Regions from separate parts of the Homo sapiens genome. Here region 1 is linked to region 2. A link is an interaction called in ENCODE POLR2A ChIA-PET data of the cell type or tissue named here. Cell type or tissue: PC-9. All regions are shown on one strand. Each heading gives the region's core, and the rest is flanking DNA. Links, peaks and the distances in the headings are about the cores only. Region 1 overlaps BICRA (BRD4 interacting chromatin remodeling complex associated protein). Region 2 overlaps ZNF541 (zinc finger protein 541).

Region 1 (4,385 bases), core at 258-4,257, 110 kb after region 2:
GTCTCAGGCCGCACCGGGACCTGCCGATTCCCAGATTCTCAAATCTGTATTAGGAACCAGTGGTCTACAAACCCGTGCGCACGTCTTGGGGAACGTTTGTTTTCCCCTTTGCTTCCCTTAGCTGCATTTTTTTCCCCTGAATTCGAAGCCTGCTTCGTTGCCTGATGACGTGTGAGTCCCTGTGTCCGGTGAACATAATCATTTCTTTTGTATTTCCGCCACCCACCCCGAATGCCTGTACTTTACCCTCTCCCAGGGTTTTTCCTGTTTCTCATAAGCCAGCATTGAGAAAAATCCAAACCCTTTTGAGATACCTGGTTTTCTTGGCAAGACTGCAGCTTTATAGCTGTATTTAGAACAGCGTCGAATGGTGAAAAGGGAAAAGAGAAGATGCATAAAACATTTCTAGTTTGTAACTACCTGTATAAAATAGGCTTTTAAGAGCCAGACATCAGTCGCTTTATGAGCAATCTAAGCTTTATGGGGCCCACTTTATTTGGTTAAACTAATTCAATGATTTTAGAGATCTAAAGGTCACTAAAAATAAAGATGGTGTAGATTTTAATTGCTCTTCAAATTGCTCTTTCTCTGTCTTTCCCAACAGGGGTGGAGGTGGGTGAAGAATCAACATTTTTTTCCCTGTTTTCCTTTTCTAGCTTTAAAATAGACACATCATGCAAGCGGCTACATATCCAGGGCCCAGCCAGCTCTTACGGGGCTTTTTCATGCAATTGAAAATGGTGCTTTGTCCGAGAGGGCATGACTCTGTGGTGTGTCCTTTGTATGAATTGGGAAAGGGGACTCCTTTCTCCATGTGGATGCCACCCTTCTCTGGGGCTCATAGGTGTGAGCAGAACCTGGACTGGATTTGATGCCCCACTTGCCCCTTTGTCTGGATTCCTTTGTGCAGTGAACAACCTGTGCAGCTGTACATGGTGGTGCATACACACACACACACACACACACACACACACACACACACACACACACACGTTCTCTTCTCTTCTCTCTTTCTTTTTCTTTTTTGAGACAGGGTCTCCCTCTGTCACCCAGGCTGTGGTGCAGTGGCATGATCTTGGCTCACCACAGCCTTAGCCTCCCAGGCTCAAGCAATCCTCACACCTCAGCTTCCCAAGTAGCTGGGACCACAGGTGCACACTAGCATACCTGGCTAATTTGTAAAATTTTTTGTAGAGATGGGGTCTCACTGTGTTGCCCAGGCTACATATATATCTTCTATACTCTGTACGTATTGTATGCGTCTCTGTCTTAGAAACTTACATGTACATTAGTTTCCCATTGTCGCTGTAACAAATACCACAGATGCAGGATCTTAAAACAGAAAACTATTCTCGTATAGTTCCAGAGGCCCTAAGTCCAAAATGAGGGTGTTAGCAGGGCCACTGGGGTTGTCAGAGCTGTGCTCCCTCAGGAGGCTCTAGGGAAGAGCCTAGAGCCTTCTTCGCCTGGTCCAGCCCCCGGAGCTCTAGGTGGTCCTTGGCTCGTAGCCACGTGACATTAAGCTTTGCCTCCTTCTTCACATGGCCTTCTGTTCTTCTGTGACTTCTCCTTTGCTGTTAAGAGGACATTTATCATAGGATTTTGAGCCTACCCAGATAATCCAGGACAGTCTCATCTCAACATTGTTAATCTAATTATGTCTACAAAGACCCTTTTTTCCAAATAAGGATGGCCACATCCACAGGTTCTGGGATGTTTACATATTTTTTGTGGTGGGAGCCACCATTCAACTCACTACAAAGGCCTTGGAAATACATCCTAAGAGCTTAACTTCTAGGCGTCATAGCATGTTAAGTCCACGTACCAGGTGAACACATCACCTCATTTGTCTGTCTGACCAAGGTTCACGGGAATGACTCATTCGAGGCATTTCAGGACAACTAAAGGGATAGAGGACCTGGCCGGGTGAGTGGCAGAGGTGGGGAACCTGTTGTAGTACACCCCTGCTGTGGGGGGTGGAGGGAGAGATGGCCAGGCTGGCATCATCATGTAGTTCCCACGGGCTTAGGAGTCTCAGCTGGGTTCAAATCCTGGCTCTTGGGTGACCTTGGGCAAGTACCCAACCCTTTTTGGCCTCAGTCTCCTCATTTGTGTAATGGGCATGAGGATAATGGCATCTGCCTTATAGTGTTGCTGTGAGAATGAAATGATAAGATGAAGCACTTTGCCGGGCGTGGTGGCTCACGCCTCTAATCCCAGCACTTTGGGAGGCTGACGCGGGCAGATCACGAGGTCAAGAGATTGAGACTATCCTGGCTAACACAGTGAAACCCCGTCTCTACTAAAAATACAAAAACAAAAAATTAGCTGGGCGTGGTTGTGGCGCCTGTAGTGCCAGCTACTCAGGAGGCTGAGGCTGGAGAATGGCGTGAACCCGGGAGGCAGAGGTTGCAGTGAGCTGAAATCACGCCACTGCACACCAGCCTGGGTGACTGAGCGAGACTCCGTCTCAAAAAAAAAAAAAAAAGACGAAGTACTTAGTAAGCATTCAGCAACCTTGGCTGGGGTGACGAAGATGATGAAGTCAGAGGTGGCCGTAGCCAAGGGCTCATGGGACAGAATCTGACCCATCAAATGCCCAGACTCCCAAACACCAGGGCTCATAGCCACGTGGCCCAGGCAGAGGTTGGACTCGTAGTTGGGGCAGGTCCAGTCGGTGGCCAGCGAGGAAGGGGGTTCGCGGGGAGGAGCAGAGGCCAGAGGGAGCCGGGCCGGGGAGGAGGGCTTTCTATGGTCGTTTACACATGGCATCTCGGTGTCCAGTGTGGGGCAGGCATATAGGAGGAGCTGAGGCTGCTTGGGCAGCATTTATTTACCAATCGGTAGGTCAGCTTTTGAGTATTTTAATGGCAGGAGCAGCCAGATGTCAATAAGCCAAATGTGAACCCAGGCTTGGTGATGAGAAAATACATTTACTACATTTGGGCCAGAATAGTGGTCATGGACAGGAGGGCACTGACTGGAGAGATATGGGAGGTGGGATGGATAAAACTTGGATGAGTCAGATGTGGGGTCAAACTTGGTTCCTAAGTCCCCAGAGAGAGCTGTATCAGTGAGCTGTCACTACATAACACACAGCCCTGGCTGGGCACAGTGGCTCATGTCTGTAATCCCAGCACTTTGGGAGGTCAAGATGGGAGGATCGCTTGAGCCCAGGCATTTGAGACCTGCCTGGGCAACATAGTGGGACCCCGTCTCTGCAAAGAATTAACCAGGTGTGGTGGCGTGCGCCTATAGTCCCAGCTCTTCAGGAAACTAAGGTGGGAGGATCCCTGGAGCCCAGGAAGTCAAGGCTGCAGTGAGCTGTGATTACACCACTGCAGTCCATCCTGGCCAACAGAGCGAGACCCTGTCTCAGAAAATCAAAATAATAATAAACAGAAAAAAGAAAACCATGATCCCAACGGTTAGAATTTGGACTGGGCGTAGCTAGGTGCTTCTGGCCTGGGCTGGGTGTCTGTAGTCAGCTGTTGGACAGCTGGTGACTGCGTCTAGGGCTTGGCTGGCTGTTAGCTGGGGTGATGGGGTGATGGGCACGTGGCTCTCATCCTCTTGCAGGCCAGCCTGGGCTTCTTCACCTGGCAGCTGGGCAAAGACTGGAAGTGTGCCAGGCTCAGAATCACACACCATCGGCCAGGCTCCTTGGCTCATGCCTGTAATCCCAGCACTTTGGGAGGCCGAGGCGGGCAGATCACGAGGTCAGTTCAAGACCAGCCTGACCAACATGGTGAAACCCCGTCTCTACTAAAAATACAAAAATTAGCCGGGTGTGGTGGCACGCACCTGTAATCCCAGCTACTCAGGAGGCTGAGGCAGGAGAATCGCTTGAACCCGGGAGGTGGAGGTTGCAGTGAGCCGAGATCATGCCACTGCACTCCAGCCTGGGCAACAAGAGCAAGACTCCATCTCAAAAAAAGAATCACACACCATCACTTTCACCACATTCTGTTGGCCAAAGCAAGTCAAGAAGCCAGCCCAGGGTCAAGGGCTGAAGTCATAGACCCCACTTCTTAATAGGAGGAGCTGCAAAGAGTGTGGGACGAGGGAGGAGAATTTCTGGCCACTTTGCAATCAACCACAGTGGCCTTTGTTTCAGATCCCCTTTCCACCAGCCCTCTCACATTTTGTTTGACCTCTCTTCTTAATCAGTGACCCACAAAGAACAGCCCTTGACCCATGTGAGAGGCCTTGCCATGGGTTGCAAAGAAAATCCAGAAATGGGAGCTCTTTTTGCGTCAGGTTGTATTTGTCTGCAAATAATGGGAAACCACATAGTGGCTTAAACCATAAGGATTAACAAGTTTGGAGGCGGGCAGCCCATGAAGAGTTATGAAGAGTACAGTCAGGCCGGCGCGATGGCTCAC
Region 2 (4,385 bases), core at 289-4,288:
ACAGCAAAGAAGCCAATTTACAGAGGCCCAATCCATAGAAACATTATAGAGCCAAACAGCCAAATGTGCCTATAGTTTCTGCAAACAGAAATGCATGTAAATATGTATTGCATCACACCTACCTCTGCATTAACACATTATAAATATAAGCAGAGGAGTACATCACCCTCTGGGCCCCCAACAGCCCTGCTCTGGACAGTCCTAGTCGATGTGGACTAAATCATAAAGTCTTTCCCCAAAGGCTCACCCTCAGCCTCTGTCTGAGGGAAGCAACAGAGAGGGAATCAGGAGACCTAAGTTCTACCCCCAGCTATTACCAACTTGTGACATGAGCAAATTGGCTCCTTTTCCTGGGGTAGGTGTGGGTGAGAGGATAAGATGAAAGATGGATTAGTCAAAGCCCCTTGTGAAAGGGAGGAGCCCCATAAGAATGCTAAGTACTTTCATCTCCCACTTGCAGGTCTCCTGGTTTGAAAAACATGTGTCTTTCTTTCCCCCACAGGCAAGACAAGCTTATCATTTCCAAGACATTAAGCGGTGGCTCACACCTGTAATCCCAGCACTTTGGGGAGGCCGAGTCACGCAGATCACTTGAGAAATCCTGTCTCTACTAAAAATACAAAAATTAGCCAGGCATGATAGTGCATGCCTGTAGTCCTAGCTACTCAAGATGAGGAGGCAGGAAAATCACTTGAACCCAGGAGGCAGAGGCTTGCAGTGAGCTGAGATCACACCTCTGCACTCCAGCCTGAGTGACAGAGCAAGACTGTCCAAAAAAAAAAAAAAAGGAAATTTTGCTCCTGACACTTTTTAAGTCAAAAGTTAAAAGGAAAAGAATGAGTTTTTTAAAAAAGAAAAAAAAACAAAAAAAAAAATAGAAAAGAAAAACAAAGCTGGGGCCGGGTGCGGTGGCTCACGCTTGTAATCCCAGCACTTTGGGAGGCTGAGGCAGGTGGATCACAAGGTCAGGAGTTTGAGACCAGCCTGGCCAATATGGTGAAACCCCATCTCTACTAAAAATACAAAAATTAGCTGGGCGGGGTGGCATGCGCCTGTAGTCCCAGCTGCTCTGGAGGCTGAGGCAGGAGAATCGCTTGAACCTGGGAGGTGAAGGTTGTAGTGAGCCGAGATCGTGCCACTGCACTCCAGCCTGGGTGACAGAGCAAGACTCCATCTCAAAAAAAAAAAAAAAAAAAGAAAAAAAAAGAAAAACAAGGGTTAATTCTCCATTGCCATGTTCTAGAAGCAGGCGTCTCATCTTTCCTGTCTCGTGCTATCCCAAAACACAGAGAACACAGATCCGTTTTCCTCAGACACCTACCAGAGACTCAGGACATAGCTCTATAAAGTTAGCCCAACTCCTCCCATGACACAATTGACTCAGAAGCCAGCTGTTAGGCGTTTTTAACCCACAAGCAGCCCATCTGCAAACAGAAGCAGGGGCTTCCTCACAGGCGTGAATTTAGGGGCTGGGACAGCAGCGCCCACTCTCTTCCCTGCGCTCTGATGGTGTGAGAAGAACGGAGTGGGCTGGGCACGGTGGCTCACACCTGTAATCCCAGAACTTTGGGAGGCCAAGGCGGGAGGATCACTTGAGGTCAGGAGTTCAAGATCAGCCTGGCCAACATGGTGAAACCCTGTCTCTACTAAAAATAATACAAAAATTAGCTGGGTGTGGTGGCGGGCGCTTGTAATCCTAGCTACTCAGGAGGCTGAGGCAGGAGAATCACTTGAACCCGGGAGGCGGAGGTTGCAGTGAGCCGAGATCATGCCACTACACTCCAGCCCGGATGACAGACAAAAAAAAAAAAAAAGCATGGAGTGGCTGTGGCTGCGGCTGAGCAGAGGTAATACACGTCTGGAAAACCCAACAGAGGACGAGACAGCAGGTTGATCTGGGAGAATAGGAAGAAGACCCAGGAACATGTCCCCACCCCCAGCCCCTGAACAGACGTTTTTCTGACCAGACTCCCACATACAGGTGGTCCTGGCGCTTAAAGGCCTTGCTGCAGATTTTGCAGACGTGCTTCCTTTCCTGGCTGTGTGTCAGGTAGTGCTTGCTCAGAGAACTGGCGCTGCTGAACACCTTCCCGCACAGGCTGCAGTCCAGAAGTGGGTTTTGAGGGGAACTGTGCTGCCGCTTTCCTTTCCTGGCACTCCCCGAGGTGGCCCTTCCTCCTTCGTCAGCCTCTTTAGCCTTAAGCACACCTAGCCCCAGGTCTAAACAGAGGGAGAAAGCACAGGTTATACACAGCCAAGGCAACCAAGCGAAAAGCACGACTAAGGCACTCTACACCTCTTAGAACCATGGTGGCCTTGTAAGTGTTGCGCGAGAACTCTTGCTCCACACAAAGTAAACAAGGTTCAGGAGCAGGTGAGGGGAACAGAAGCCCTGCAGGATGGCACCCGGACTTGGTGCCACGTGTGGAGGGATGACTGCAGACTGAAGCCCTTCCAGAGCAGCATGACCACAATGGGCTGGGCTTTATGACCACACCATCACCTGGTACTCTTGGAACGGCAATTAGAAATATATTATCCAAAACCTTGGAAAAGTAGAAATCCTTGCACACACCCAGCCAATTCTGTTTTTGGGGTTTTCACATAAGGAAATAAATGTAGCTTTGTACAAAGATCTAGCTGCAAGGGAGTAAACTGTCATACTGCTTTTCCTGGTGAAATGTTATAAACAACCTAATATCTGGGTTGGGTGTGGTAGCTCACACCTGTAATCCCAGCACTTTGGGAGGCTGAAGCAGGCGGATCATTTGAGGTCAGGAGTTCAGGACGAGCCTGGCCAACATGGTGAAACCCCGTCTCTACCAAAAATACAAAAATTAGCTGGGCATGGTGGTGTGTGTCTGTAATCCCGGCTATTTGGGAGGCTGAGGCACGAGAACTGCTTGAACCCAGGAGGCGGAAGCTGCAGTAAGCTGAGATAGCACCACTGCACTCTAGCCTGGGCGACAGAGTGGGACTCTGTCAAAGAAAAAGAAAAAGAAAGAAAGAAAGACAGGAAGGAAGGAAGGAGGAAGGAAGGAAGGAAAGAGAGAGAGAAAGAGAGAGAGAGAAAGAGAAAGAAAGGAAGGAAGGAAGGAAAGAAGGAAAGAGAAAGAGAAAGATAAGGAGAGAAGCAAAGAAAGAAAGGAAAGAAAAAGAAAAAGAAAGGAAAAGAAAGAAAGAAAAGAAAGAAAGAATCAGATGGACTAGTAGGATTATTAGCTGGTTTTATTTTCCTCTTTTTGTATAGGTAAATTGTTTATATTTTATGTATCCCTTGGATAAAATGATAAAATATATAGTTATGAATCACATCACCCAAGAAATAGTTAAAGGAACTGGGAATATTCAGTTTGGAGAGGTCAGACGTCTTCAAATATCTGAAGGGCCAGTGTATACAGGAGACAGCAGACTGCTTCTGTCTTGCTCTAAGTACAGTGGTGCGATCACAGCTCATTGCAGTCTCTAAGTCCTGGGCTCAAGTGATCCTCCCACCTCAGCCTACTGAGTAGCTGGGACTACACGGGCCACCACCACTCCCAGCTGATTTTTAAATTGTTATTTGTTGTAGAGCTAGGCTTGGTGAATGAAAATTAAAGGGAAGCTGACCTCACACCACTGGAAACATAGGGTTTGGCCTTGCTCACTGCTGTGTTCTCAGATGCGAGAGTTCCCATTCTGGCACTCACAGGCACTCAATAACTGTATGTTAGATGAAGGAATAATAAAAGATTTTTCTACTTTTTAGATTGACCTGAAAGGTGGATTAGACTGTCTTTTTTTTTTTAATTTTTTTTTTTTTTGAGACTGAGTCTTACTCTGTTGCCCAGGCTAGAGGGCAGTGGCGCAATCTCGGCTCACTGCAACCTCTGCCTCCCAGGTTCAAGCCTCAGCCTCTGCAGTAGCTGGGACTACAGGTACCTGCCACCATGTCCAACTAACTTTTGTATTTTTAGTAGAGATGGGGTTTCACCATGTTGGCCAGGCTGGTCTCGAACTTCTGGCCTCAGGTGATCCACCCACCTCAGCCTCCCAAAGTGCTGGGATTACAGGTGTGAGCCACCGCGCCCAGCCTGCCTTTTTAACTTCTTATTTCTTATTATTTTCTTGATAGAGATGGGGTCTCACTATGTTGTCCAGGCTAGAGTGCAGGGGTTATTCACAGACGCAATCATAGCTCACCGCAGCCTTGAACTCCTGGGCGTGAGCAGTCCTTCTGACTCAGCCTCCCAAGCAGGTGAGACTACACGTGCACACCACCATGCCCAGCTAATTTTTATTTTTATTTCTTGAGACAGGGTCTTATTCTGTCACCCAGGCTACAGTACAGTGGTGCGATCACAGCTCATTGCAGTCTCTAAGTCCTGGTCTCAAGTGATCCTCCC

Evidence for each region. Peaks named below come from ENCODE experiments on the same cell type or tissue, not always from the same donor. Only the 100,000 strongest peaks of a DNase experiment are listed, where the experiment ranks them.
Region 1: POLR2A ChIA-PET joins it to region 2 with 5 read pairs; 4 of 35 experiments call an interaction of 5 or more read pairs at or near these places.

The regions. Positions count from the first base shown.
Region 1 is chr19:47,658,742-47,663,126 of GRCh38, forward strand. All of the region lies in intron 1 of BICRA (BRD4 interacting chromatin remodeling complex associated protein), which reads left to right. Among named protein-coding and RNA genes, the nearest start is that of BICRA, 52 kb to the left of the region's middle. RefSeq lists enhancers at 2,111-2,612, 2,613-3,112. In PC-9, for the core only: no CTCF peak of the experiment used is centred there; a DNase peak (open chromatin) is centred at 1,870; H3K4me3 peaks cover 366 bases; H3K27ac peaks cover 3,737 bases.
Region 2 is chr19:47,547,266-47,551,650 of GRCh38, forward strand. It overlaps ZNF541 (zinc finger protein 541), which reads right to left. Exons shown (of 17, transcript NM_001277075.3): 4 at 1,980-2,220. Among named protein-coding and RNA genes, the nearest start is that of ZNF541, 24 kb to the right of the region's middle. In PC-9, for the core only: no CTCF peak of the experiment used is centred there; a DNase peak (open chromatin) is centred at 2,376.